Regions from separate parts of the Homo sapiens genome. Here regions 2, 3, 4, 5 and 6 are each linked to region 1. The links are chromatin contacts, found by Hi-C or POLR2A ChIA-PET in ENCODE. All regions are on one chromosome and are shown on one strand. Each heading gives the region's core, a stretch centred on a gene start or an enhancer-like site at or near the end of the contact. The rest is flanking DNA. Distances are from core to core; before and after follow the strand shown. Region 1 overlaps ABTB2 (ankyrin repeat and BTB domain containing 2). Region 2 overlaps CD44 (CD44 molecule (IN blood group)). Region 3 overlaps KIAA1549L (KIAA1549 like). Region 4 holds the start of C11orf91 (chromosome 11 open reading frame 91). Region 5 overlaps LOC105376626 (a long non-coding RNA gene). Region 6 holds the start of CD44 (CD44 molecule (IN blood group)).

The links. Hi-C counts contacts between places; a loop is a spot of excess contacts on that map. ChIA-PET counts read pairs that join two places held with the same protein, here RNA polymerase II (POLR2A). Pooled maps may share reads with other maps.
Region 2: a loop to region 1 is called in a pooled map, with 6 times the contacts of the local background. The contact joins two enhancer-like sites. A Hi-C loop is called at or near these places in 1 of 37 single-sample maps with no recorded cell type and 9 of 50 pooled maps. POLR2A ChIA-PET finds 5 or more read pairs at or near these places in 2 of 52 experiments (both activated T-cell).
Region 3: a map with no recorded cell type shows a loop between it and region 1 (8-fold over the local background). The contact joins two enhancer-like sites. A Hi-C loop is called at or near these places in 6 of 37 single-sample maps with no recorded cell type and 3 of 50 pooled maps.
Region 4: a pooled map shows a loop between it and region 1 (4-fold over the local background). The contact joins the promoter of C11orf91 here to the enhancer-like site in region 1. A Hi-C loop is called at or near these places in 1 of 168 maps with a recorded cell type or tissue (naive thymus-derived CD4-positive, alpha-beta T cell) and 5 of 50 pooled maps. POLR2A ChIA-PET finds 5 or more read pairs at or near these places in 1 of 52 experiments (activated T-cell).
Region 5: a pooled map shows a loop between it and region 1 (5-fold over the local background). The contact joins two enhancer-like sites. A Hi-C loop is called at or near these places in 1 of 168 maps with a recorded cell type or tissue (GM12878), 4 of 37 single-sample maps with no recorded cell type and 10 of 50 pooled maps. POLR2A ChIA-PET finds 5 or more read pairs at or near these places in 1 of 52 experiments (activated T-cell).
Region 6: a loop to region 1 is called in a map with no recorded cell type, with 8 times the contacts of the local background. The contact joins the promoter of CD44 here to the enhancer-like site in region 1. A Hi-C loop is called at or near these places in 8 of 37 single-sample maps with no recorded cell type and 10 of 50 pooled maps.

What each region holds. Positions count from the first base shown.
Region 1 is chr11:34,232,306-34,236,559 of GRCh38, reverse strand. All of the region lies in intron 1 of ABTB2 (ankyrin repeat and BTB domain containing 2), which reads left to right. Among named protein-coding and RNA genes, the nearest start is that of ABTB2, 120 kb to the left of the region's middle. RefSeq lists enhancers at 2,029-2,358, 2,035-2,559. Within about 2 kb of position 2,364, at least 13 of the 41 ENCODE cell types and tissues checked have a DNase peak (open chromatin) inside an H3K27ac peak, as active enhancers do.
Region 2 is chr11:35,164,092-35,168,248 of GRCh38, reverse strand. The region is part of intron 1 of CD44 (CD44 molecule (IN blood group)); the gene reads right to left. Among named protein-coding and RNA genes, the nearest start is that of SNORD164, 3.2 kb to the right of the region's middle. RefSeq lists an enhancer at 2,161-2,220 and a silencer at 2,641-2,690. Within about 2 kb of position 1,553, at least 31 of the 41 ENCODE cell types and tissues checked have a DNase peak (open chromatin) inside an H3K27ac peak, as active enhancers do.
Region 3 is chr11:33,381,370-33,385,950 of GRCh38, reverse strand. The region is part of intron 1 of KIAA1549L (KIAA1549 like); the gene reads right to left. Among named protein-coding and RNA genes, the nearest start is that of KIAA1549L, 7.6 kb to the right of the region's middle. Within about 2 kb of position 2,795, at least 2 of the 41 ENCODE cell types and tissues checked have a DNase peak (open chromatin) inside an H3K27ac peak, as active enhancers do.
Region 4 is chr11:33,698,544-33,702,672 of GRCh38, reverse strand. C11orf91 (chromosome 11 open reading frame 91) reads left to right here and starts at 1,847. Exons shown (of 2, transcript NM_001166692.2): 1 at 1,847-2,428. The coding sequence starts at 1,933. RefSeq lists silencers at 1,672-1,911, 2,092-2,181.
Region 5 is chr11:35,004,206-35,008,397 of GRCh38, reverse strand. It overlaps LOC105376626 (a long non-coding RNA gene), which reads left to right. Exons shown (of 4, transcript XR_001748180.2): 4 at 1-695. Among named protein-coding and RNA genes, the nearest start is that of MIR1343, 64 kb to the right of the region's middle. Within about 2 kb of position 2,811, at least 7 of the 41 ENCODE cell types and tissues checked have a DNase peak (open chromatin) inside an H3K27ac peak, as active enhancers do.
Region 6 is chr11:35,135,968-35,140,427 of GRCh38, reverse strand. It overlaps CD44 (CD44 molecule (IN blood group)), which reads right to left and starts at 1,257. Exons shown (of 18, transcript NM_000610.4): 1 at 1,058-1,257. The coding sequence starts at 1,124. CD44-DT (CD44 divergent transcript) reads left to right here and starts at 2,396. Exons shown (of 3, transcript NR_120528.1): 1 at 2,396-2,730; 2 at 3,802-4,082. RefSeq lists enhancers at 1-360, 1,528-2,092 and a silencer at 1,548-1,617.

The DNA of each region.
Region 1 (4,254 bases), core at 1,115-3,614:
GGGTCCTCTGGCTTCAAGCTACCTAAAATCTGCTGCTTAAAATGCTGCTGTTAGGGAAAACTGGCGGCACAGAGTCCTTCTCCAGCCCTAGAAATAACCTCTCTGAAACCTGTCGAGTGACCCACCCCAAATTAGAAAGAATTTTTTGTCTTAAAAGGCACATTAAAGAGAGTCCTGTGTTTTCTGCCCTGTGCCTTCTGGAGGTAGAAGACAAGTGTGAATTCTCTACCCTTCTACAACAAGAGCAAAGGAAGAAGAAAATTTCCATATTTTCTCAGCTATTTCAAAACACATTTTTTTACCTTTCATATGAAGTGACTGTTCCAAATGACCTCTTCTTTCCAGGGAAAAAACTCTATTTTAATACTTTTTCTCCCCTCCTCTTTCTCCAGCCCTGTCTCTTTTTTCTATTTTTAATCTCCCTCTGCCAACAAGAATATCCACGGACTTCCCACCTGGCCTTTACCCTTCTCTTCCTTGCAGGGGTGTACCCACCAGCCTGCACCCGATGTCCACGATGTCTGTCCACCCCAGAACCCAGCAGCATCTCTCCCCGTCTGGCGCTCAGCCTGCTTCTGAGTGTGGGCAGCAGGGAAGCTAGGCGCTGTGCTTGCCCAGACCACACAGCTGTCTCTGTTTAGGGCTTTGCTGCCTGAAAGTTTGTTTCAAGGAGGAACAGGCTCTGCTCTGCCTTCTCAGCTTGGTCTCCTTACCTGGGGCACAAAGAGTGTTCACTTAGCTAGCGCTGACCTCCTGCAGCTAATTAATGCCTCTAGCATGGATCAGAAAAAGCTCTGCAAAGTGCAATTAGCGATGGATCACTTGTTGCTACTTCATAGGAGTGGTGTCAGCAGTATTCATGGCTTGTGGCTTAAAAGCCAGAAGGAGATCCCCAATCAGGTCCTGGATGGCTCTGATAGGCAAATCCTCTTAGGAAGGTGGGATCACAGGCACCAATTCCTTTTGACCTCCCCCGCTCCCCTTCCTGTGGGGCTTATTGAACAGAGGCTAATTCATTCAGTATTGGAGATGTAGCAGTTTATTGTGGGGTTCAAGATCCTTGTCATCTCTGAGGATAACAGAGAGAGCCCTTTTATTGAACTCTTGCTATGTGTCAGGCATTGGGTTTAGTGCTTTATGCGATATGTTCATAACCACTACAGAGAAGAAACCATATCCGCTTTACAGATGAAGAAACTGAGGTCTAGAGGTTAAGTACTTACCCCGGGTCATGGTCAGATATTTGGCTGATGGCATTCATTTCTTTTCTAGAAATGTCTTGAGCATCTATGTGGCTGACATTTTTCAGGCAATCCCTGCTATGCAGAGCTTGCATTTTAGAGGGAGTAGGGGCACCAGATACTGAGCAAGTAAGCAAATTAATAAACACAATAATCTCGGCCGGGCACGGTGGCTCACGCCTGTAATCCCAGCACTTTGGGTGGCTAAGGCAGGCGGATCACAAGGTCAGGAGATCGAGACCATCCTGGCTAACACGGTGAAACCCCATCTCTACTAAAAATACAAAAAAAAAATTAGCCAGGCGCCGTGGCGGGCGCCTATAGTCCTAGCTACTTGGGAGGCTGAGGCAGGAGAATGGCGTGAACCCAGGAGGCAGAGCTTGCAGTGAGCCAAGATAGCGCCACTGCACTCCAGCCTGGGCGAAGGAGCGAGACTCTGTCTCAAAAATAAATAAATAAATAAATAAAATAAACACAATAATCTCTGTATAAGTGCTTCAGGGAAACTAAAAGGGCCCTCTTCTGTGGCAGAACTGGGATTCCCAGTCTCTGAGGTTAAGCAGGAGCAGGTAGCATTACCCTGTAAGCTGGGAGTCGCAATAGGCAATTAGTTACCTGACTGTCCCAGGGCTTGGCACTGCCTGGTAGCCCTGCCTTTTCATAAGGAAAAGATTCCGCACAAAGCACTTTACCTAGGTTTTGTGAGAGGCGGAGCCAGAGCTGGCATCCGAGGTGTTCTCACAATGCTGGACTTTGAGGCACAGGAGAGAATTGCATTTCTCCTCTGAGCAGTGGAACCAGCCCTGGTGCCTCCCTTGCCCAGCCTCACCCTGGGACCCTGGGTGTGAGTAGTTAGTCTTGTTATCAGTGAGAGTAACCCAGGAATCTCCCTGATGGGGAAATCCCAGGTAATTTACTGTGTCTCTGATATTCCGGTTACAGCCTCTGCTCTAGAAAGGCCAGGGAGGGGAGAATCTAAAAGTTCTCCATTTCTCGCTTGAGATGGCATCCCCCCATGCTTTCCTTAGGCCTCCTTGAGTAAGGTGTCTGCAAATAGCTTCTCAGCATGACTTCACCCGGAAGCTCATCTGAGTGACTCACAGCCTGCTTTAGGCACCTCCTCCAGGGAGACGCTCTTACCCTTGCCCCCACCCCAACAGGGGAGGGGAGGGGAGAAGGGAAACCCCCTAACTGAGCCACGGAGAAGGCCTTGCCAGAGCACTGTGGAAAATACCTGCAGCCCAGCTTGGCCCTGCTTCAGGTGCCCTGGGATGTATGGTTTCTCTAGTCTTCTGAGAGGGATCAAGCTGACAATTCAAATTTGAGGGAGCGATGACCCTGGAAACTGTGTAGGTCTTAAAAAGAAATATATATCCAAACACACTGACCTGAAAAGATGTCCACAAAATACAGGATTCAGCATTAGGTGAAAAATAATTTCATTATGTTCCTGTTTCTCAAATTCGGTTTGTGATTTTAAAAAATTGATAGGTTAGTACATGTATTTGTACATGTACTATTTGTACTAAAAGCCTATTTGAAGAAAAATTATAATATATTAATAATAGTTATCTCTGGGAGGTAGTATTAAAAGAAACTTTATTCATTATTCCTTTCTGATTTTTAAAAAATAATCATAATTACCTTTATAATAAAAAAAAAAAAGGTGGGCCAGGTACAGTGGTTCATGCCTATAATCCCAGCACTTTGCAAGGCCAAGGCAGATTGCTTGAGCCCAGGATTTCAAGACCAGCCTGAGCAACATGGTGAGACCTTGTCTCTACAAAACATTTTTAGAAACTTAGCTGGGTGTGGTGGTGTACCCCTGTGGTCCCAGCTAATTGGGAGGCTGAGGCAGGAGGATTGCTTGAGCCCAGGAGTTTAACGCTGCAGTGACCTGGGAGGCGGAGGCTGCAGTGAGCCAAGGTCACACCACTGCACTTCAGCCTGGGCAACAAGGAGGCTCTGTCTCAAAAAAAAAAAAAGCTGCAGTGAGCCATGATCATGCCATTTCCCTTCTGCCTGGGTAATAGAGCAAGACCCTGTCTCAAAAAGAAAGGGTTGTTTTTTTGTTTTGCTTTGTCTTCAAAAAAATAAAAAGAAAAATCCTCATGCACCAAGCCCAGGTGTCCTAATTGTGTCCTCATTATTAAATGCCTAACTTCCCGTGGTGGACTGTTAGCAGGAAGCGACTGGGATGGACTTAACATTCACTTAGCAAACAGCTACCTCCCTAGCCACTGGAGGACCAAACCACTATGACAGGGTGTCTCCCTTCAGTGGCTCCCAGCATGATGGAGGGGGTAGTATATGTTTTGCGGGGCATTTGGGGTTTTGGGGGGAGGTTAGGGGGTTTTTTGAGACAGAGTCTCCTTCTGTCACCCAGGCTGGAGTGCAGTGGTGTGATTATGGCTCACTGCAGCCCTGACCTCACAGGCTCAAGAGATCCTCCCACCTCAGCTTCCCAAGAAGCTGGGACCATTACGCCTGGCTAATTTTATTTATTATTATGTATTTTTTTTTAAGAGACAGAGTCCCACTATGTTGCCCAAACTGGTCTCAGTGATCCTCCCACCTTGGTCTCCCAAAGTTCTGAGATTACAAGTGGGAGCCACCATGCCCCCTGACCAACCACCACCCTGCACCCAAGGCCAAGGGCTCGATAAATACTTTGCAAACAAATGGATATGTAAATGAGTAGATACTAAGTGGTCTGTGAGAGAAGGCTACAGATTGTGGTGGGGCTTCAGAAGGTCTCGAGAGGTCCCTTGCTGGGGATTAGGTTAGGCCTCGTGATGGTGCTTCTGGGATATTCCTTTTCTCTAGGATTTAAATGTCTCATTTAAGAACAATTTTTTTTTTTTTTTTTGAGACAGAGTCTCCCTCTATTGCCCAGGCTGGAGTGCAGTGGCGCGATCTCAGCTCACTGCAGCCTCCGCTTCCCAGGTTCAAGTGCTTCTCATGCCTCTGCCTCCCAAGTAGCTGGCGCTACAGGCGTGCACCACTATGCCCT
Region 2 (4,157 bases), core at 304-2,803, 930 kb before region 1:
CAGGAAGCCCACTTACCCTTCATGTGATTTTTTAATAAAGTGTGGAGAGGTGATCATGAAAAGAGAGCCCTAGAGAGAAGAATTTGAGCTTATTGAATATTATTTTAAGATCAGAAGTCCCTTGATTCTGGACCACAAGATAGGGGCCTTTACCAAGGCCTGGTAAGGCTTCAGTGGAACAAACTTCACTAATGGAATTTTCACTCTCTCTCCAGAGAGGAGATTCTGAAGTCTTGACCTTGACTGGCTTTCCCCAGCAGTGGGCTGACTGCTTCTCTCTGATTCTGCCTGTTGGTCTTCCCATCATACTCTTGGGAATTTAGAAAGCCCAAACCTAGTCGTAGCCCCCAGGCCTCCTGCCCTTTACAGCCTGAATGCTCTCTCTACAATTAGGCAGGGCTCTTAGGAGAGGACTCCAGGACTTGGGGTTGGCCCAGGGTTGGGTCACCAAGGACACAGGCTGTCCTTGTGACATTACGAGATGTCTGCAGCCAAACCCAAAAATCTAGACTGACCAAGCTAAGGCTCCAGGTTGATGTAGCTGGAACATAGCTCTCTGGGTGGACTGCACCCAAAGTGATTGAGCTCCTGGGAGTCAACCACACACAAACCACTTGGGCAGCCAGAAGCACTGGTAAGCTCTCCAAATTTTTTATTTTTACAGTGTTTATCATTAAAAAGCCAGGATTCTATTTCTGTCCTCTGATTTGCTGAGCTCATGTCCAAAACAGATTGCACAACTAATAAATCTTACTGAGCTGGTTCTGATCAGAAGTAGGAAGGGAAAAGGACAAGGTTTTGTTGTTTTAAAGCATTATTGTTAATTGGATTATCTATTTTTAAAGCCAGGAGGCACAATGGGAAGCTTCTAACCAATTTCTCTTGTGACACAGGAGAAAATAAAATCAAGGATAGCCGAGTATGGTCCTCCAGCAAGTTAAAAAACAAAACAAAACAAACAAAAAACAAAAACAAAAACACACACACACACACACAAAACTCAGTGGTTCATAATTGCAGATTTCTGACTCCTACACCAGTGCTGTTGCTACTGATCTATCTTTCATAAGAGGTCTGAGCAAGCTGCTCTCAAAAAAGCCACAACTCACTGTCTTAATAGGACACGAAGAAGTCATTTTCTTCTTCATTTGTTCGAAGGCTTCAAAGCCCAGAAGTTTTCATCTGGGAGTCTTTCTAGCTATTGTGCCCTCTGCTGCCCCCCAGGCCTGCCAGTCTAGAAGGCTGGCACATCACTCGCCCCCATCTCCTGATGCCCATGTGATGGGCTCCTGGTGAAAGGGTGTATTGTTTAGCATCCACTTCTGAATGAGGCCAGAATCACACTTGGTGGCCGAATCGCCTTTGGCTGCCCAGTGCAGACCATGAGTCTTGAGTGACTCAGTCTCTCCCGGAATTGCCCTGGAGGCAGATGAGGGTTTAATGAGCAGAGAAAACAGTCATGCACAATCATACCCAGAGAATTTCCTCCAGAATGTGCCCTGGGTTGCTTTCAACTGAGCTATTCATCACTTGGCACTTAGAAATGCAAGGCACCCCAACGTCTTGGCGCCTGGCTGGACCCCCTGATTTCTCTGCCTTTTTTCCGTGGAGCCTGGAGCCTGTCATGGCAGTCAACGCTGAACCAACATGGAGGGGCCTGTCACATTGGAGAAGAATCCCAAGGGTTCTCCTAGCTGTTACCCTGGCCCTTCAGCCAAGGCCACCAAATGATCAACCCAATGCACAGCCTAGAAAGCTCTTGGGTTGTTTTGAGAGTTTGGAGAACAGTACTGTCCCTGTCTCCTAATGGGATGATGGGGACTTGGAGGTGAGGGTATGGAGAACTGTTTAACCCCCCACTCCTGGTCCTGGATCCAACAGAGTCTTTCTGGCAAAAGAAAGTATATGTCCCAGAACTGTTGCTTCACTGCACCAGAATTCTGTAACACCAAGTAGTCTTTGACGAGTGCGTCTTCAGGCAGAGAAACCACAGTACCCACCCCTGTGTGTTGCCATGGTGATCAGGAAATCCTCTGGCCTCACGATCTTTGTTTTCTGCTTTTTCGGATCTTATTGATTTAGCAGATTGACTAGCACAAACCCAGGATGTGGTAAATGAAATGAAAAAAGCATCTTGGGGCCCAAATAGGGTTTTTCCTCTTGCAAGTAGAAAATAAGGTTGGGCCACTTGGTTTTGTCATTGTATTTTTTTTTCTGGGTAGTTACAATGACTGATACATCACCTAATCAATATACAGTTTCTGCTAATGTCTATAGCTGGCATTTTGTGGAACTGCTTAGCTTTAGTTTGAGGGAAGACTTTCGTAACAGTTGAGGTAGGATGAGAAACTGTTACTCATAGGTAATATCTATATTTCAGGGCTGATTCATGGGTTGCTGACATGCTGAGATAAGCCGGGGGCCCCCATCTGGGAGTGGGATGCACTGGTTCTAGCCTAAACTCTGTTAATTATAAGCTAATTATGTGACCTTGAATAACTCCCTGTAGCTCCCCCAGGCACACCTTGCCTTCCTGCCACCCAAGATGAAATAAAAAGTTATGAAATTTTGGAGCTTGGGGGATAAAAGTGAGAAGGTTGATGTGCATACCTGGGACAGTATTAAAATCTCAAAAAGCTTCTCAGAAACCTCATATGAATTAAGACACATTGGGGCTCCACCCTCAGCAGAACCGAATGGATTAAAGTACATCAGGCTTTGCTATTCTTGCCACGTAGCAGTTTCCTTCACCAATTATAAAGCACTTTCACACCCAAAAGCAGCCTGTGAGGCCCAGAGGGTAGGTACTACAGACCCATTTAAAAGGTGAAGAAACTAATGGACATAAGTTTCACAGACTCAAAGTCTTACGGAGAGTTTGGTAAACCCAGATCTCAACTCAGATTTTCCAGTTCTGCTAATTTTCCCCATTCCCCTCTGGTGCTGCCTTTTCAACTTGGGTTGTCAACAGGCAAATGGGACCAGTGGAAGCATTCAGAGAGAAGATTGATGGTTTTCAGATGTTTCTTTCTCTCCCTGACATGATGTCTTAGGCACAACCACAGTATTTCAAGTGGTTGAAAATCAAGCTGAGCTAATGGGGGCTGGAGTGAGGGTGGAAGGGCAGACCCAGAGACTCAATCTACCAGATGCTCATTCTCTTCCAGCACCCACCCTACCCCATCAATTGTTCTGGCACCCACCACAAAGCCCTAAGAGCCTTGGTGGAAAAGTCTGGAAAATACTGTGGTAGGGGCCAATCAAAGTGACGATGGCCACCACTTAGTAAGTCCTGCAATAAACCAGGGGCTCCAAAGCATTTGGAAACCTAGGAGGGTAAATCATCCCATGCAACGGACATACAAACAGATGCTCAGAGCAATTAGTACAGCTCAAAGGCTGCAGCCCAAATGAAATATATTGTGCAAAAATGCTATCCATGAGCCAGGCTTAGTATTATCATTTTTGTATTCTTCCCTTCATTATTAAGAACACAAATATCTTGCAACTTAAAGTTTTTCATAAAGATTGTCCCTTGCTCACTCTGCAGAGGAGATAGCAAAGTTTGAGTTTCCAATCCTACTCTAAGGAGACTGGGCTGGGTAAATAGTGGACTTGGCCAGATTTATACAATCAAAAACTGCAGTTAAGACTTGTTGTCTTTGAAGATACAGCCATCCAGATGGAGAGAAGCAAAAGGTCACCACCAATTCCACCAGAGCCCAACTTCAACACACAGCCCACGGCATCTCCAAATTTGATTTTCTTTCCTCTTGCCTCTTTTAGCATCTCCTTAAGTGAAAAAGAAAAGATTCTGCAATGTATGGAGCTGCTAATTTGTGTCAGATTGTAGTCTATGTGCCTTAATAGATGCTATACCTTGAGAAGTCAAAAAATCACCCCCATTTCACAGATGCAACAAGTGAGGCTGAGTACAATCCACTCAGCATCCTGCTATGAATGTGGCAAGAGCCAGGAGTCAAACCCCAGGATAACACTTGGTTTCTGACATGAGTTAGCTAAGACTCAGTTTACCAAAGCTGTGCCTCTCTGCTTGGGATATGTGGATTCTCACCCTGGGGCATGAAATGTATGTGAATGGTGGGGTAATGGATGTGGCTGTAACACTAAGGCTCTGGCAGCTTCTACTGCTGAGC
Region 3 (4,581 bases), core at 1,546-4,045, 850 kb after region 1:
GAGGGTCATATGATATAAGGTTTTTAAAATTATATTTCCATACACTAACAAAGAAATTTTTCTATTACTATATGCCAAAGCACTGAAAAACATGAAAAATGTATGTACAAATTTGTATGTGGAAAACTATAAAACATTGATGAGAGAAAAGAAAGAATACCTAAGTAAATGGAGAGAGATATGTTCACGGATTAAAAAAAAAAACACTGTTAAGATAGAGATCTCTAAATGGTCTAGATTCAAAGAAATTCCAACCAAAAATCCAGCAGGCTTTTTAAATAGAAATTAACAAGAAGATACTAAAATCTGTATAGAAAGCATAAGACCTAGAATAGCCAAAAAGATTTTTTAAAAGAATAAAGAATACTCACACTATCTGACTTCAAGACTTACTACAGAACTAAAGCAGTGAAACTCAATCACGGTCAATTTTACTCCCTAGGGGGACATTTAGCAATGTCTGGAAACATTTTTGGTTGTCACAACTAAGAGTGAGGGGAGTTACTGACATCTACCAGGCAGTCAGAAATATTGCTAAACTTCTAATGCACAGGACAGGCAACCACAACAAAGAACCGTTGAACCCAAAATGTTAATAGTGCTGACGTTAAGAAACCCTGAACTAGAGAAATCAAGACAGTGTTGTACTGGCATATGGAGAGAAGTACAATAGAACAGACTAGAAATAAACCCAGACATATATGGTGCCAAGATAAGTCAATGGACCAAGGATAGTCTTTTCAATAAGTGGTGCTAGAACAATTAAATATCCATATAAAAAAATTAACCTTGATTCTTACTTTGCACCATACACAAACATGAAATGGATCACAGACCTAAAAGTAAAAATAAAAATACAAAACTTCTAGAAGAAATCATAGATATTTGTGACCTTGGCACACATTAGGCAATTTCTATGCTAGGACACAAAAAGCACAAATCTTAAATTGAAAAGTTGATAGAGTTAATCTAAATTTAAAACTTCTCTCCTTTTAAAAAAAAAAAACAAAAAACAAAAAAAACGCTGTTAATAAAATGAAAAGACAAGCCACAGACCGGGAGAACACAGTTGCAAAACACCTATCTGATAAAAAGACTTGTATCCAGACTATATAAAGAAAAGCTCAAAACTCAGTAAAAAGAAAACAATCCAATTTTTAAATGGGCAAAATAACTTAACAGACTTCAAAGTAGAGATATAGATGGCAAGTAAGAACATGAAAAGATATGCAACAATAAAATTATTAGTGATTAGAGAAATGTAAACTAAAATGAATGAGATACCACTAAACAGCTATTAGAATGGCTGACATCTAAATTAAAAGGAAAAACAAAGCTGACAATACCAAATGCCAGTGAGGATACAGAGGAACAACTAGAACTCTCATACATTGCTAATGAGAATGCAAAACTGTACAGCTACTTTGAAAAACAGTTTGGCAGTTTCTTATAAGATGAAATACGTCCCTAACACATGACCAAGCAATCCCACCCCTAGGCATTTACCCAAAAGGAATGAAAACTGCCCACAGAAAGACTTCCATGTCATAAACTGGAAACAACCCACATGTCCATCAACTGCTGAATGCATAAGCAAACTGTGGTGCAATGGAATACTATTCTGCAATAAAAAGAACAGAATTAGTGATCGATGCAATGACACAGATGATTTTCAAGAGCATTATGCTAAGTGAAAGAAGCCAAATGCAAAATGTTATATACAGTACAATTCCATTTCTACGACCTTCTGGGAAAGGCAAAACTACAGGGATGGAAAATACATGGGTAGTTTCCAGGGACTGGGTGTGTTGGGGGAGTGGATTAACTGCAAGGGGCAGGAGGGAACTTTTTGAGGTGACAGAAATGTTCTGTATCTGGATTGTGGTGGTGGACGCATGATTGCACACTTTTGTCAAAACTCATCATGCAGCACACCTACAAAGGATGAATTTCACTGTATGTAAATTACACCTTAATAAACTTGACTTTAAAAAAAGAAGAAAAAGATGGTGGCTGATGAGTGTGTTCTCTTTGTACTGCATGACATTTTAGAAATCTGAACTAATTGGTGATATTTGAAAACAAAAAGATTCTAAATAAAGATCTGCCTTTTCTTGAGAAGTCAGAACTATGGCACCCTGAGCCTCGGTCCCATGCAGGCTGCCACTAAGCAGTAGCTGCCTCTTTGAGCAACGCAGGCACTTGCTGTCCTGCCACATCCCCCAACCTGACCCAATTCATGGAAGTACTTTACCCACCTGCCACCACACCTGCCCGAGTGAGAGTTTCTTGTCCTGGACCACGGGCTGCCTGAGAGCAGGGTCCAGGCCTAGCCTGTTCTCACTATACCCCCAGCATCTAGTGGAGGGCCTGACACATGCTGGGTGCTTGATAAACACTGCTGAATTAATATGACTCAGTTGCCACCTTCCTGCCAGCTCCTAAAACTGACATTTACAACACCCAGATTGCTAACTGCTCCTTTGGTCCTGAAGTCCCCAAAGAGAGTCACCATCCATGGCTGCCATCCCGTGACCCAGAATAATGTGTCCCTCTGTGTGTTTAGAAATCCCCTCTAATATGTTGTCAAGCAACGAAAATGTTTTAAGGTCATTCCAACTATTCATTTTTGTCTGGGGAAGAGTGGAGTTTTTGTTTGTCTTTAAAAAAAAAAAAAGAAAGAAAGAAAACCACAATATGGGCTTGAAGGTTAATGAAAATAAAAAGGGAAGTGTGCACATTCATTTTGAATATTCTCAGATCATATTCCAGTAATTTGAGACTTGAGCTAAGTAAGCTTCTGAGAGATTCTCTGGTCGTCATCAGAATTTCAGGATCCTGAAGTTTCCATGGTGGTGGTCAGTTTGACGGAAGGATGTGGGTCAGCAAAGGGATATCTAACTTATTTTATGCCAGTGTTAAAAGTACAGTAACACTGTACTTTTCCAAGTACAAGTAACACTGTACTTTTAATATTTAATACACTTTCTTCTTTTCCTACCTCCTTATTTTATTTTCTCTGTCTCTTGCTTGTCCCCCTTCTCCCTGAACCCCCAAATGCTGCAGTATCCCAGCCCCTCAGAGCCCTTCAGTCCCCCGAGGAGGGCCAGGGGAAGTCCCAGGGCAGGGAGAGGGTGCCAGGGACTCCTCCCTACAGTGCCCTGTGCTCTGGCCCCAAGATCATTTTCTTTACTTTGTGGGGATGGGAAGGATGAGATGGGAGGCAAGATTTGGGACATCTTGTAAGAATCTTTGAAGTACTAATCATACTCAGAGTAAAAAGTCAAAATATATTTTATTGGGCCATCTACATTTGGGGGAAAAACACCAAATCAAACACTCTGGTCATATGTCTTTCATGTTTAAAAATGAGAAAGTGTGAACACATATAATTAGACCTCATCTTAACCCTCCCTTGGCCCACCTCCCCCATGACTCTGCTTTTCTCTAGAGAAAAAACTTCATAAGAATTGTCTTATGTGTTGCCTCCAATGCCTCTTTTTCCTTTCTCTCTTGAACCATCTGCAGTTAGAGTTTTATCCCCATCACTCTCAGAGCCACTAACCACCTTCACACCTCCAAACTCAACGTGCATTGCTAGTGCCTATCTAACTCCACTCTCAGCAGCATCTGTCCAAGCCAATCACGCCCTCCTCCTTGATTGCTTTCTTCTCTTAGCACCCAGGACACCATATACACTTTCTTCTCTTCCTACTGCCTCATTGTTTTCTTCTCTATCTCTTGCTGGTCCCCTTCACCCTGAACCCCTGAATGCTGCAGTAATCCCAGGCTCCTTGCTCAGATCTCCCTCTCTCTTCTCCATACTCACTTTCTAGGTTTCTTATTCGCTTCCATGCTGATGGCTCCAAAATGTATGCCTTAGGACCTGTTATCGCCCTAGAATTCCAGACTACTTTGTTCAACTGGCAACCTGACATCTCCACTTGAATAAACATTTCAAGCTTTACATACCCCCAAATGAACTCTTATTTTCTTACCCCAAACCTGAACTGCTGTCTCAATTAATGGCAACTTCATCTTCCCAGTTGCTTGAGCCAAAGACCTTGGAGCCGTATCAATTCCTCTCTTTCTCTCCTACCCTTTTAATCCACCAGATAATTCTACTAGCTCTATCTTCAAGAGACATCCAAAATCTAACCACTTCTGCTACCACCCTCTCTAAGCCATCTTCATCTGCAGATTGATTTCAATAACAGCTTCCTTCCTGATCTCCTGGCTTCCATACTTGACCTTACAGACTTTTCTCTCCACAACAACCAAGGTGATTCTTTTAAAACTTAAGTCAGATTATGTCACCTCTTGTTTGGATGCTCCAATGGCTGACCATCTCACTCCAACTAAAGTACCCAGTCATCACCATGGCCAGTAAGTCCTATAGGATCCAGCCCCATCTCTCTCTTCAACATCATTTCTCACTACTCTCCCTTTGCTCATTCAATTCTACATTGGCATTCCTGCTCTTCCTCAAACAACGCAAGCACAATCTCTGCTCAAGGCCTTTGCACTTGCTTTTCCCACAGCCTGGAATATTCTTCCCCCAGATTTTCACTGTCAGGTCTA
Region 4 (4,129 bases), core at 598-3,097, 530 kb after region 1:
CGCAGGTACATGGGGTTCTTACAGAAACAAAGTGAAAACCCAAAGAAGTGGCTTGAGAGCTTATATACAATTTTAACAATGGGCGATTGTAGAAAAGTGATAAGACAAAGGAAAAGAGGTTTGAGCTTCTTGGGCAGTAAATTATGGGAAGTTAAATATGTGGGGGAAACTAATGGAAGATAAGGGTATTTTTTATTTTATTTTATTTTATTTATTTTGAGACAGGGTCCTGCCTTGTCACCCAGGCTGGAGTGCAGTGCTATGATTGTGGCTCACTGCAGCCTCAACCTCAGCCTCCTTGGTTCAAGAAATCCTCCCACTTCAGCTCCTGAGTGGCTCCAGGCAAATGCCACCACACCTGGTTAATTTTTTAAATTATTTTATAGAGACAGAATCTCGCTATGTTGCCCCTGGCTGTTCTCAAACTCTTGGCCTCAAGAGATCCCACCTCAGACTCCCAGAGTGCTGGGATTACAGGCTGGGTGCTGAGCTATCGCACATGGCCTGTATTAGCCATAGACTGAGGGGAAATACATTTTCTTGAGAGCCTCAGCCTAGTGATCACTTGTATGAATAAACAATGATGGGTGGCTGCCAAAGTCAGAGAGCAAATACTGCGTGTGACAACTAAGTGTGGGAAGCTCAGTGTGGGAAGAAAAAGCTTCCCAGTTTCAGACATGCCCCTTAGTAGGGACAGCTGCCTCTTGTGTTTGGACAAAGTGTCCAAGTTCAAGTGTTTCACACACACACTGTTCCGTCTTCTGTTTGATCACAACCCTATGAGGCAGCCTGGTTTTCTTATTTCTATTTTATGGAAAACCTACTTAAAAGTCAAGCAACTTGTCCAAGGCTACCCAGCTTGAATATCTGACTCTCTCCACTTTGCTGCTACACACACACACACACACACACACACACTTTGCACTGTGTGTGCAGATACATATGCATATATATATTTAACTTGTGAAGCTGATACTGACTCTTTAACTGCCCTCCACCCATCACTAGTCATACCAGTGATCATTAGGCAGAGGCTCTCAAGAAAATGTATTAGTTATTTCCCCTCAGTCTATGGCTAATACAGGTTACTCACATAAATGAGCTGTCATGTCCTTTGGACAAAATGTCCAAATCGCTCATAAGCAATGGGTGAAGTATTTGAGGTAGGGCGGACAGGATTTCCTTTTGGTGGTTAGCTCGTTGCCTGTTAGCTCCTGGTGATATCTGTGTTTGGAAGAGAACTAAACTGCATTTCACTGAAAACACTCCTTCAGGTCTATTACAAACCAGATGAGGATCCCCTTTTCTAGAATCTTCCTCAACACTGCTAACGTTTGGCAGATACATAGGTTGGCTCTAACAGCCATTCCCAATCAATCCTCTTCTCCTTTGTCTGCCTCCCACAGTAGTGGATGAAAAATCAGACACTGATTTTCTCAGACTTCTTTGCTGTGGGCGCGGCCAGTGAGGCAATGAGGTAAGTCTGCTGGTGCAGGGGCCAGGTTTCTAGGAAATACTTTTCTCCCTCATGGGAGAAAGAGAGGAAGCCTGAAGTAAGCTTTCTTCTGCAGCCCTGGCCCGCTGCCTGTTCTGGATGAGGGTATGCTGGGATATGACAACGGAAGCCAGCGGGGTCGCAGAGCAAGAGCGAGGCGGTGGGCGGAGTCGAGGGACGGGAGGCGAGGCGAGGCGAGCCAGGGGGCGTGGCTTTCTAACTGCGGGGTGCGGCCAGCCGAGGTGGGCGGGGCCGCGTTCCGGGACGTGGTCGTCCGGGCTTTGGAACCCCGCCTGTTAGGGGCCGGGCTGAGGCGAAAGGGTGGGGCCGCGCTCCATCGGGGCGGGGCTTGTGGAACCTCGAAACCCCGGCGACTCGGGGCCTGAGCGCGCGTCTCCCGGCGCGGGGTTCCTCCCACGCAGACCCTCATTCAAACGATGCCAAAGGGGCGGCGCGGCAGCCACAGCCCCACCATGAGCCAGCGGTCGGCTCCGCCCCTCTATTTCCCGTCCCTGTACGACCGCGGCATCTCCTCGTCCCCGCTCAGCGACTTCAACATCTGGAAGAAGCTCTTCGTGCCGCTGAAGGCGGGCGGGGCGCCAGTGGGCGGGGCGGCGGGGGCCCGGTCCCTGTCCCAGGCGCTCCCCGCCCCGGCGCCCCCGCCCCCGCCACCACCCGGCCTGGGTCCCTCCAGCGAGCGCCCCTGGCCCTCGCCCTGGCCCTCCGGCCTGGCCTCCATCCCCTACGAGCCTCTGCGCTTCTTCTACTCACCGCCGCCGGGGCCTGAGGTGGTTGCCTCGCCCCTGGTCCCCTGCCCCTCGACCCCCAGGCTCGCCTCTGCCTCCCACCCGGAGGAGCTCTGCGAGCTGGAGATCCGGATTAAGGAGCTGGAGTTGCTCACCATCACTGGGGACGGCTTCGACTCCCAGAGCTGTGCGTGACCTCGCCAGGGCCACCGAGCCCAGCCTTAGCCTGCCCTAGCTCCCTCCTTGGCTCCGTGCCCCGACCCGAAATGTAGCCTGGTTTGACTCCAGCCCCCAGTAGTCCCAGATCCAAAATCTATCCCCTAGCACCCAGACTCCCTTATCCTGGACTTAACCGACTCCTCCCCCCACCACAGATCTGAACTTCATGAGCCTCTTAGTCCCAAACTCCATCCTCCCTCCGTCCTAAACCCTTTGGGTCATCTGGACTCTGAGCCTCCACACCTGGAACTCCATCCGCCACCACCCCGTCCTGAACTTTAATCCTCCTGCACAGTCATCCTCCTACCCTGTACTCTGGAGCTCCACCCACCACAGACAGTCCCTAAGCTTTAATGTTCGGTCCTAAACCGGGGCTCTCCATGGGGGGAAGGTGAAGTAAGGTGACTGTCAGTTGTCTGTAGGGGGAGGTGGGAGTTGTGCAAGAACCACAAGGCCCAAGGCCGTTTCCAGGGCAGCTTTGGGACACTCCACTTCTCAATGCTGGGGGGCAGCCCCCCTGGGACTCTGTGGCCTTGGCGCCGGTAGTTCTCTCACCAGGATCCTGGGCTGATATCTGGTCTTACGTCTGAAGTCTTAGGGCTCTGGACCACGTGTGCTGATGCGGGCAGGATCCCTCAGCCTACGAGCTGAATGACTCCTCCCTGTTGGAGGGTAAAGTTGTTAAATGCCTTGTACTCCAAGAAGGACCTATTGCAAAGTAGAACTTTCAGTAGCGGTAGGTTGTCCTGCAGACTTTGTCTTTCCCATCACTTGTTTTGGCTAAGGCTTGTCCTTGACCACTGGAGAAGGGCAGATAGTTCTAAAAAGATCATTCCAACTATCGTATATAACGGCTTAAGTTGGCTTCCCCTGCCACACAGAGAAGGGAAGTATGAAATAACCTAAATGCTTAGGTCCGTGTGGCCATGGAAATGGTCTTCAGTTCATCAGACACACTGTAATGCACCCTTTCTCATAGCCATGGAAGGAAGACAGTCCCTAGAAAAACTGGGCTTTGCTAAGTCCTGGATTTCTTAACTATGAATACATACATAATACTATGTATTCATAGTTAAGAAATCTTAACCGAATACATAGTTAAGAAATCCAGGGGCCGGGTGTGGTGGCTGGCACTTGTAATCTCAGCACTTTGGGGGGGCCAATGCGGGTGGATCATTTGAGGTCAGGAGCCTGACCAACAAGAGGATCATTGAGGACCAGCCTGACCAACATGGTAAAACCCTGTCTCTACTAAAATACAAAAATGAGCCGGGCTTGGTGGCACACATTTGTAATCTCATCTACTCGGGAGGATGAGGCAGGAGAATCGCTTGAACCCAGGAGGCCGAGGTTGCAGTAAGCCAAGATTGTGCCACTGCACTCCAACCTGGGTGAAAGAGTGAGACTCCCTCTCAAAAAAAAAAAAAAAAAAAAAAAATTAGAAGAAGAAGAAATCCAGGACTTAGCAACTCTGACTGTAAAAACACATGTAACTGGATGTGTTGCATGTACAGTCAGAACCAGTTACATGTTTTTACAGTCAGAGTTTTCAGTTTTTTGTTTTTTTCTCTCCCATCTTGGATCACAAATGGAGTTTTAGGGTCGAGGAAGCACAGTTGCTTCCCAAGAGTTTGCTTTGGAAGTGTTAGGAAAAGCCCTTATCTCTATT
Region 5 (4,192 bases), core at 1,562-4,061, 770 kb before region 1:
GTACTAATCATCCTAGAAGCCTTCCTGGAACAGGATCTCTTTGCCTAGGGTCATAAAATGAGGGATCCAGATGGTACAGGGAAGTGTAAATGGCAGTTGGAGATGGGACAACAGTAAGTGCAGAGGCAGAGACACAGGTCAGCAGACCCCACATGTGACATGTCAAGTACAGGGAGTAGGGGAAGAGGTGGGAGACATGGTACAAGAAGTCAAAAGATCCACTGGTTCCCTGTATTCCATGAAAACGTTACTGTACAGAATATTACACATTTCCAAGTTGGAGACACTAAAATACAAAGGTACAAATTGTCTAAGCGCAGATATGAGGCAGTGGCAAATTAATAAAACAAATCACATGCCTGTTTCTAACCTGTTTACCATGGCCAAGAAGAGTCTGTGAAATCAAGTTAGACATTCTGTCTTTGAAATCATGCATTCACAGAACTTATGGAAGCTTTCAAGTGGAAATGTCTTTACTCTTTAAAAAAAAAAAAAAAGCTCAAGTAATGCCCTAATCATCTCTTATTATTGTTTGTATCTGCAGGATTTGGAAACTGCTCAGGAAAACAACTGGATTCCTAATAATCCCTGAACAATTCTTTTTTTTTTTCTTTTCCTGTGGACATTAGCCTTTTAATTTTTCCACAAGGAATTCTGGGCCAATTTAACTAATAAATAATAACAGAATTTTCTAAGTGCATGGTACTTTTGCTTTATCTGATTTCATGGCTTTCCTGTTCCATGACAACCCACTGTCTTTTCCCTCACATGTATGTTTTATGATGGTTTTTTCAGGCATTTGAAAAAGCTTTAACACTTTCACTCAAGCTAAGACACCTCAATTTTCATTAGTGACTTTATTGTCCAGGAGGTGTTACAGAGACTACCAAATAGTTTCAAAATTACTTGCTCAGTCACGATGCCCACAGTTGACTCTCAGCCTAGCAAAAGAGAAGAAAAGAAGTTCTTGTGTTTACTGTCCTGAACATACCCTTATGCTAGTATGCAATCTCCTCAGGTCCCCTCAATTAGGGTCACATTTCCGTTTTACAGTGATAATGCAAGAGACTCTGGGTACTGTTCAATGAATATAGGTTTAATGTAATATATGTATTTCTGCAAATATATATATATATATAAATGAGGATTTTGTAAGCACCATTTAAAATTACCTGAGGGGCATTTTCTAAGTAACTGTGAGTCTTTTTGTAAAGCAAAAGCCCTTTTAAAAAATAACATCATTCCTTATTTCATGTGTTCTAAGTTCAGGTTTTCATGGACTAATTTCAAAAAATGATGGAGGCCACCATTCTTTTTCATTTGTTGAGTAAGCTTTACACCAACACAAGAGGCCATCACGCTTTGCCCTTAAGCTTTACTTAACAACGATATTTGAGCATGTGGGCTACTGAGACAGAAAAGTTCCCCCATGAGTCAGCAGCCAGCCCCAGCAAAAGATTTCATGGTCCCAACTAACTAGCCCACAGCCTTTCATATTCAGTTCTGCTTTCTCAGTGGTCTCTAGGAGTCTAATTTCTGGTTAGGAACTGAGAAATTGGGTTGATTTCCACTTCCGTAGGATAGCAAGATATCCGCAGGATGTCAAGGGGGCTGGGCCAGTACCCCAAGTTAGCAGTAGTGAAAAAAGTGGCTGAGCCCCAGGATCTAGAGCACATGAACTCTTTCCCACCTCAAACCCCCATTCCACCCTCTACCCCATGAGGTCCCAAAGGAGATGAGCAGAGAACAAGACCTGGCAAAGAGAGGTTGTTAATGGAGCTCCGACCTCAAACCCTGATGTCTCACCTTAGACTCATTTCCAGGAGTGGGGCCCTGGGTTTCATATTTTAAAAAGCATGGCATATTGGCGTATGTCTCCCCCGACCCCCACCACCACTGCCATTGGAATGCCTAAGGCCAGTGGTGTGCTGAAGCTGGCTTGTACCAGCTCGTGAGAGCTGATTGTTAAACTTTTAAGAACTTTGCAAGCTGATTATTAAACACAGCTATTACTGAAAGCTAAATTATATAAGCTTAGGATTCAATAAATTATACCGGAAGCAAAGATAATAAATACCCAAAGCTCACCACTTCCTATTCATTTACTATTATCTATGTTCTTGAGGTTTTTACCTCTATTGTATCTTTAATGGTGGAAATACTATGTAATAATGGAGAGCTATGCATCTCTTCCTAATTCTACACTCAGTAACATTACATTGGAAGCTTGAAATCAGAGCATTTATACCACCGAAATCAGCAAATACTACAAATCAGGGATTGATTTATTGTGGATTGTCTCTAGACTTAAGAAAATAATAGAGAAAAATGTAAATAATGCAGATTAAACTTAAAAATGTCATGTTTGTAGTTGGTACACTATGAATAGCACAAAATTTGAGAAAATATTCCAGTATTTGAAAATTATCTGATTCAGTAGAGAAAGTACTCTCTTCATGGACAAACATGTAAACTTCTGTGTCACTGTTGTTTTAACTTTTATCTTATTCTTTTGTGTAAAGGAAAATGTCAACCAACATTTAGGTCAGTAACCTACTTATTCATCAACTGCAATCATAGTTTGGCTGCAAATAAAAGCGTTCTATAAAATCAGGTAAAGCATTCCGTGATAACATACAATAAGGAGTATTGTATGTTCTATAGTTCTTAGTAAGTCATATATTTTACTCCTTGTAAATCAGTAAAATTTATAACAGACTTATAATTGGTTATATATCCATATGCATTTCTTCTCCAAAGAGCTGGTTGTTAAACATTTACCGGCACACCACTGCTTAAGCCAAGAACAGAAACAGGTTAAACAGCCTCCTGGGCTTCTATCCCATAGGTTCACACCCTTATCTCAGCCCTTTAGTTTACCATTCTCCTGTCAAGAAGAAAACAAAGAATAGAAACCTTTGTACAATTAAATCAAAAGGAAAAGAAATATTCCCTAAGATCTAAGGCAGATAATTTAATCTGCCTAATCCAGCCCTTCCTAAGAAGGCTGCCTCTCAAGTAGGAATGGCTTGAGGCTGATGTGACCACACCTGCCATGTGGAAAAGCTGAGAGCAATAATAACAGATGGCAGACTTGGCACTGTAGCCTAATAAATATTCTCCCTTTTAATGAGTCCACATCAGATGGCTCCTTGGGGGCAATGGGGGAGAAGCAGGGAACAAAAGCAGTTTCTCTTGCTTCCTGGTCGGATCTCGTACATGTTTGGGGGTACATAACAAAAGATCAGTGAGCATTTCTGCCTTCCACCAAATGGAGTACACATGAACATCACAGCTTTGCGTACAATTACTTTAAAATCATCAATACTTGTATTTGAAAACATCTTTGTAGACTTGGAACCAACCCAAATGCCCATCAATAATAGACTGGATAAAGAAAATGTGGCACATATACACCATGGAATACTTTGCAGCCACAAAAAAGGATGAGTTCATGTCCTTTGCAGGGACTTGGATGAAGCTGGAAACCAGCATTCTCAGCAAACTAACACAGGAACAGAAAACCAAATACGGCATGTTCTCACTCATAAGTGGGAGTTGAACAATGAGAACACATGAACGCAGGGAGGGGAACATCACACACCAGGGCCTGTTGGGGGGTGGGGGGCTAGGGGAGGGATAGCATTAGGAGAAATACCTAATGTAGATGACAGGTTGATGGGTGTGGCAAACCAACATGGCAAGTGTATACATATGTAACAAACCTGAACGTTCTGCACGTGTATCCCAGAACTTAAAGTATAATAAAACAACAAGAACAACAAAAAAGAAAATCTTTGTAAAGTGAAATAAAACCCAAATACCAGACAAATACATGGAATCTTGAAAAATCCTGTTACTCAATGGTGTTGTTTGGTCTTTAGGCCAATGCTAATAATCAACACTAACCACTAAGGAGTGTCCTTCAGTGCAGGAAAAAAAAATGCAGTGAAACTTTACATTTTCTTTTTAAATGGCCAGCTCTGTCTCTCATCAAATCAGATGACTGACTGACCATATTATTCTTGAGCTCCTGTGCACGTACCTATTCAATTTTTCTACATACTTCCACGAAATTTATGTTCTATATTTTTCATGAAACATACCATGAGTATTTTCCATGTTGTTAGTCTTATTCCCCCCTGCATGTTCTCCTTAATAATTTTTCTCTTGAAAAAAGCAAAAGTCCACC
Region 6 (4,460 bases), core at 8-2,507, 900 kb before region 1:
TTTACTGCATGCAGGCTGAGCTGTCTTAATGACCCAGCTGGCACTTCTTAAAAGAAAGATTAATTTTGGCCAGCGATAAGCAAATCGGCCATGTAATTATCTGTACATACATAGACAAAGAAAGAGAATGCTTGGAGTTGAGCCGTGCTAGAATATACCTTACACGCAGCCCCTCCCCTCCATAGCCACCACAAAGCACTGACCCTGTTTGGATGAGATATTGGAGCCCTAGCTCCAGGGTCCCTGATGTTGCCCTGGTATCAAGGCTCTTCTCTCTGCTCTGAGGCTGCCAGGCAGGGAATATAAGCCACCTTACTGTTGAGATTTCCCCACACTGATTGGCAGAAGCAGGAGGTGGTGAGGACCAAGCAGCTGGTCCAGTGGTTGCCTCTCATATTCATGCTCCCTATCCCAGGCTGGAATCTCATGGAGACCCAAGACCTCACCGCAGAGCTGGTTCAAGCTTCCACAGCGCTAAGGTGGCAGTGACACTGCGGACTGTAAGCTTTGGAACAAGGCTCAGTGGGGAGCTGGGAGAACCCAGGACCCCTTTCTGGAAAACCCATTGCCAGCTAGTCTCACACTTGGAATTGTGATCCCTTCTGTGACCACCTTGATAACAGCCACTCGCCCTGTTCCAGCCCCAGTCTCTGCCCCGCCCAGCTCTGCCCTGCCTAGACACAGCCCGGTGGGGCTTGGCGAGCCCTTGGGCACAGGAGCCTGTTAGTCCAGACAACGACTGTGCGCATCCGGGAGAACGGTTACTTTCTGCCATGTGCTGCAGCTCTAGCGACCTCGCCCAAAACTGCGCGCCGGCAGCCTGCCCAACAAACTTTCTTCTCTTTCTCTTTTTCTTTCAACCAAATGGTGCTTCCACAGACACATTCTCCAACGGTTTAGCGCAAATCCCAGCCCTGCTTTCCGGAGCCCAATGCACTTCGCAGACAGCTCACTTGACTCCAGTCCCCCAGGGCCGACTCAGCCGGAGGGGCTGCCGCCGGGTCCGCGCTGAGCACCCCGCACCCATCTTGCTGCCCAGGCTGCGGCGGGCACTCACCGATCTGCGCCAGGCTCAGCGGCACGAGGCAGAGTCCCCAGGCTGCGTGCCACCAAAACTTGTCCATGGTGTCCGGAGCGAACGGAGGGCGCGGGCGAAAGGAGCTGGAGGATCCCTGGGCGCGGGGCAGGGGCCGGCGGAGGACGGGACGAGGATGGCGGACCGAACCTGGCAGAGGCTGGGGTCCGCTGGGCAATGAGGCTGCCTCGGAAGTTGGCTGCAGTTTTTATTCGAGGTTGAAAACAGTGACCTAAGACGGAGGGAGGGAGCGAGCGAAGGACACACCCAAGCAAGGGGGGCTGTGACTAAGCAGCCCGCAGAGGTTTTAAGAAGTAGCAGCCCTCCCGGGCGGGCCCCTCTGCCCCCGCCCCGTGCTCTGCTGAGGCTGTAAATAATCGGGGCTGCCAGGGACGTGGGTCGGGGAACCTGGAGTGTCGCGGGGTGCCTGTGCCTCCGAGCCCCACTGGCCCCTGCGCCCAGAGACGCACTGGCTTTCTTCTCCCGCTGGCCCCGCGGCGTCAGGACAGAGGATGACCGAACCGTAAAACCTTGCACCATTGGGTTCAGCCTTTGGCCTCTCCTTTCCCGCTAAATTTCTCTGAATCCGGCTGGAGCAAGATCTCTGGGTTTCACAGGATGTTGGATATCCTGGGAGAGGAGCTGGAGAGAGGGCGAGGTCTTGCCCTGGGTGGCGCAGTGCCTCCGTGCCCACAGTGGGGAGTGAGGGGTGGGGAGTTGGTGAATCTTCCAAGTGGAAAGAGGGAGAGCTCATTCTTTTTCCCCTCAATAACAAGTCCACATGGCTTGAATGAATTTTAGCTTCTTGGCAGAACAGCTCAGGGAAAGCTACTGATGGCCTGTCATAGGGCTGGCATTTGGCTCAGCTAACCCATGTGTTCAAGCCAGTGTGAATGGGCACCTCTCTCCACACACATGCTCATTCATCCTCCTAAATATCCTTCCATCCGCCCATCCATCTATCCACCCATCTTTCCTTATGTCCTTCTGGGGCTCTCACATCCATCCATCCTCCTGTCCATCCACTAACCACTTAGGTCCATCTATCATCCCACTCATTCATTCATCCAACCACACACCTTTTAATTTATTCAACCACCTATTCTTCTATTCATCTTCCCATACAACTTCTCATCCATCATTCCACACTTCCTTTTTCACATCTCTTCATAAAACCACAACCATCCACCATCCTCTTCTCCACCCATCCACCCACATATCTGTTTATTGATATATCCACTCATTTCCCATCTGTCCAAGATCAACATATCCACCTATCATTTTATCCATTCTCTCATCCACCCATACGTTCATCTATTATTTTTGCCCCCATTATCCTCCTTTCTGTGTAAACATTAATTCATTTTCTCCCATCTTTCCTACCCAGCAGATCTTAAAGAGAGGAAGAGTTTGTAATATTCTTCAGGGGAAGCCTTTTGAGATTGAAATATCATACTTTGAATGATAACTCTATATCTATCTATAATATACTATGGTTTAATGTTTGGAAATCAAACGCAGTATTTATTTGTCATGTGAACTACTAAAAGTAAATCTGCATGGACTTCTTGCCTGGTGAGTTACACAGAAAATGAAAGTGATTATCAGTGGCTGTGGCAAGATGAAAGGAACCATGCCAGGACTTCTGAGGGAAGGTAAGATTTTGTTATTTATTTCAAGAAATTGAAAAGTTGAGAGAAATGCACCCAGCCATCCCCCTATGCATTCATTCATCAGACATGTAATGAGTGTTGTGGGGTATCGAGGTAAATAAGACCTGGCGCTATCTTCAGAGCCCTCACCCTCTGGTACGGAATAAAACTCACAAGCAGGCCATTACCATGCAAGGTGAAATATGCTGCAAAATGTGTGTGTTTGGGGTGCTACCATTCCTAGAGAAGGGAGTCACACTCTCTCCTGGAGAACACCAGGCAGTCTTCACAGGGGAAGTGATATTTGAGGCAGGCCTCAAAGGAAAAGGAGGAGGAATTCTTCAGATGAAACTACAGGGACAAGTAAGTCATCCACAGGCAGTACAGTGTAGTGACGAACAGCATGGATTCAGGAGCTAGAACACCTAGATCCAAACCCTATTATGGCTGCTTCTTAGTTGTGTGACCTTGCCTAAGGCAATTAGCTCAATTTGCTCAAGTATAAAATGGGCTTAATAATAGTATCTATTATTACTATTACAATTCTATTACTTCATAGAATTGGTGAGGATTAAATGACTCAAAAGCCCTGCATGTATTAAGCCGTAGATTTATGTCTACATATGCATGCAGTAAGCACTTTAAATAAGTGTTTGCTATCATTACTAAAAGCAAAATTGTGTTTGAGCATAGAAAAGTGAAAGAACATGGCTTGTCCAGAGAATAGAGAGCAATGTGAGCTGATCTGAACATAGATCAGATGAAGGGGCTGGGGGAAGATAGCAGACATGAGGTTACAGGTATGGGGACTACAAGGTGTAAGCTATGCCAGGGAGTTTGAACTTGACCCTGTAGGAAATAAGGAGGCAACGTACTTAGTTAAAATTATTATCATTGTTATGTTAAAATATGCATAACATAAAATTTACCATTTCACCCATTTAAAAGTGTTTATAGCAGTGACGTGTAGTACTTTAACAATATTGTGCAACCACTACCACTGTCTAGTCCGGTATAAATTTTTCAGTTGTGGAGATTCTGTTTGACTAAAGACTACTCCTCTTGCATTTTCAGGAAGAGTGTTTGGGACTGAAAAATCCTTGTCTGGATCTAGTCCTCAGCCACTCAGAAGCTGGCATGCCATGACTCAAAGAGCCGCCCGTCTGGAATGAAGACAGTGACCCGTAACTCCCACCTGAAGAGCAGGTGCTTGGAAAATGCTGCCAGTCCGCAGGAAAAAGTTGTTACTGCTGCTGTCTGTGACCAAGAGGACACTTTATTTCTTGAAACAACTGGGGGCAAACTGGCTCCCAGATAAGGCTTCAGTCCCTACTCATGTGAGGAAACCAGCCCTGGTAGGTTCCATGCACAAGAATACAGGACAAGGAGCAGCTTTTTTCACCTCATGCAACCTCCAGGGATTTCAGCTTCCTTTTCTTGGAGCAAGAAAGTGAAGTGACGTGGGGAGTCACTAGGAACAATGTCTGTCTTACTGTGTTTCATGGAACCTGGAGGTTCCTTAGAGACCCCTCAGAAGCAGACCTAGTGGTCAGAGTAAAAGCTGAGGAGTAAGCTGTGCCTCTCCCTCCCCAGGCCCCATCCCAACCACAGAAGTTCCACTTGCATCAGTTTTATATACCAGACTATTGCATGAAATTACATTTTGACAGATGATTATTCTTAAAAAATATATAAAAACCAACAAACTAGGCCATATCAAGTCCTGGTCCCTT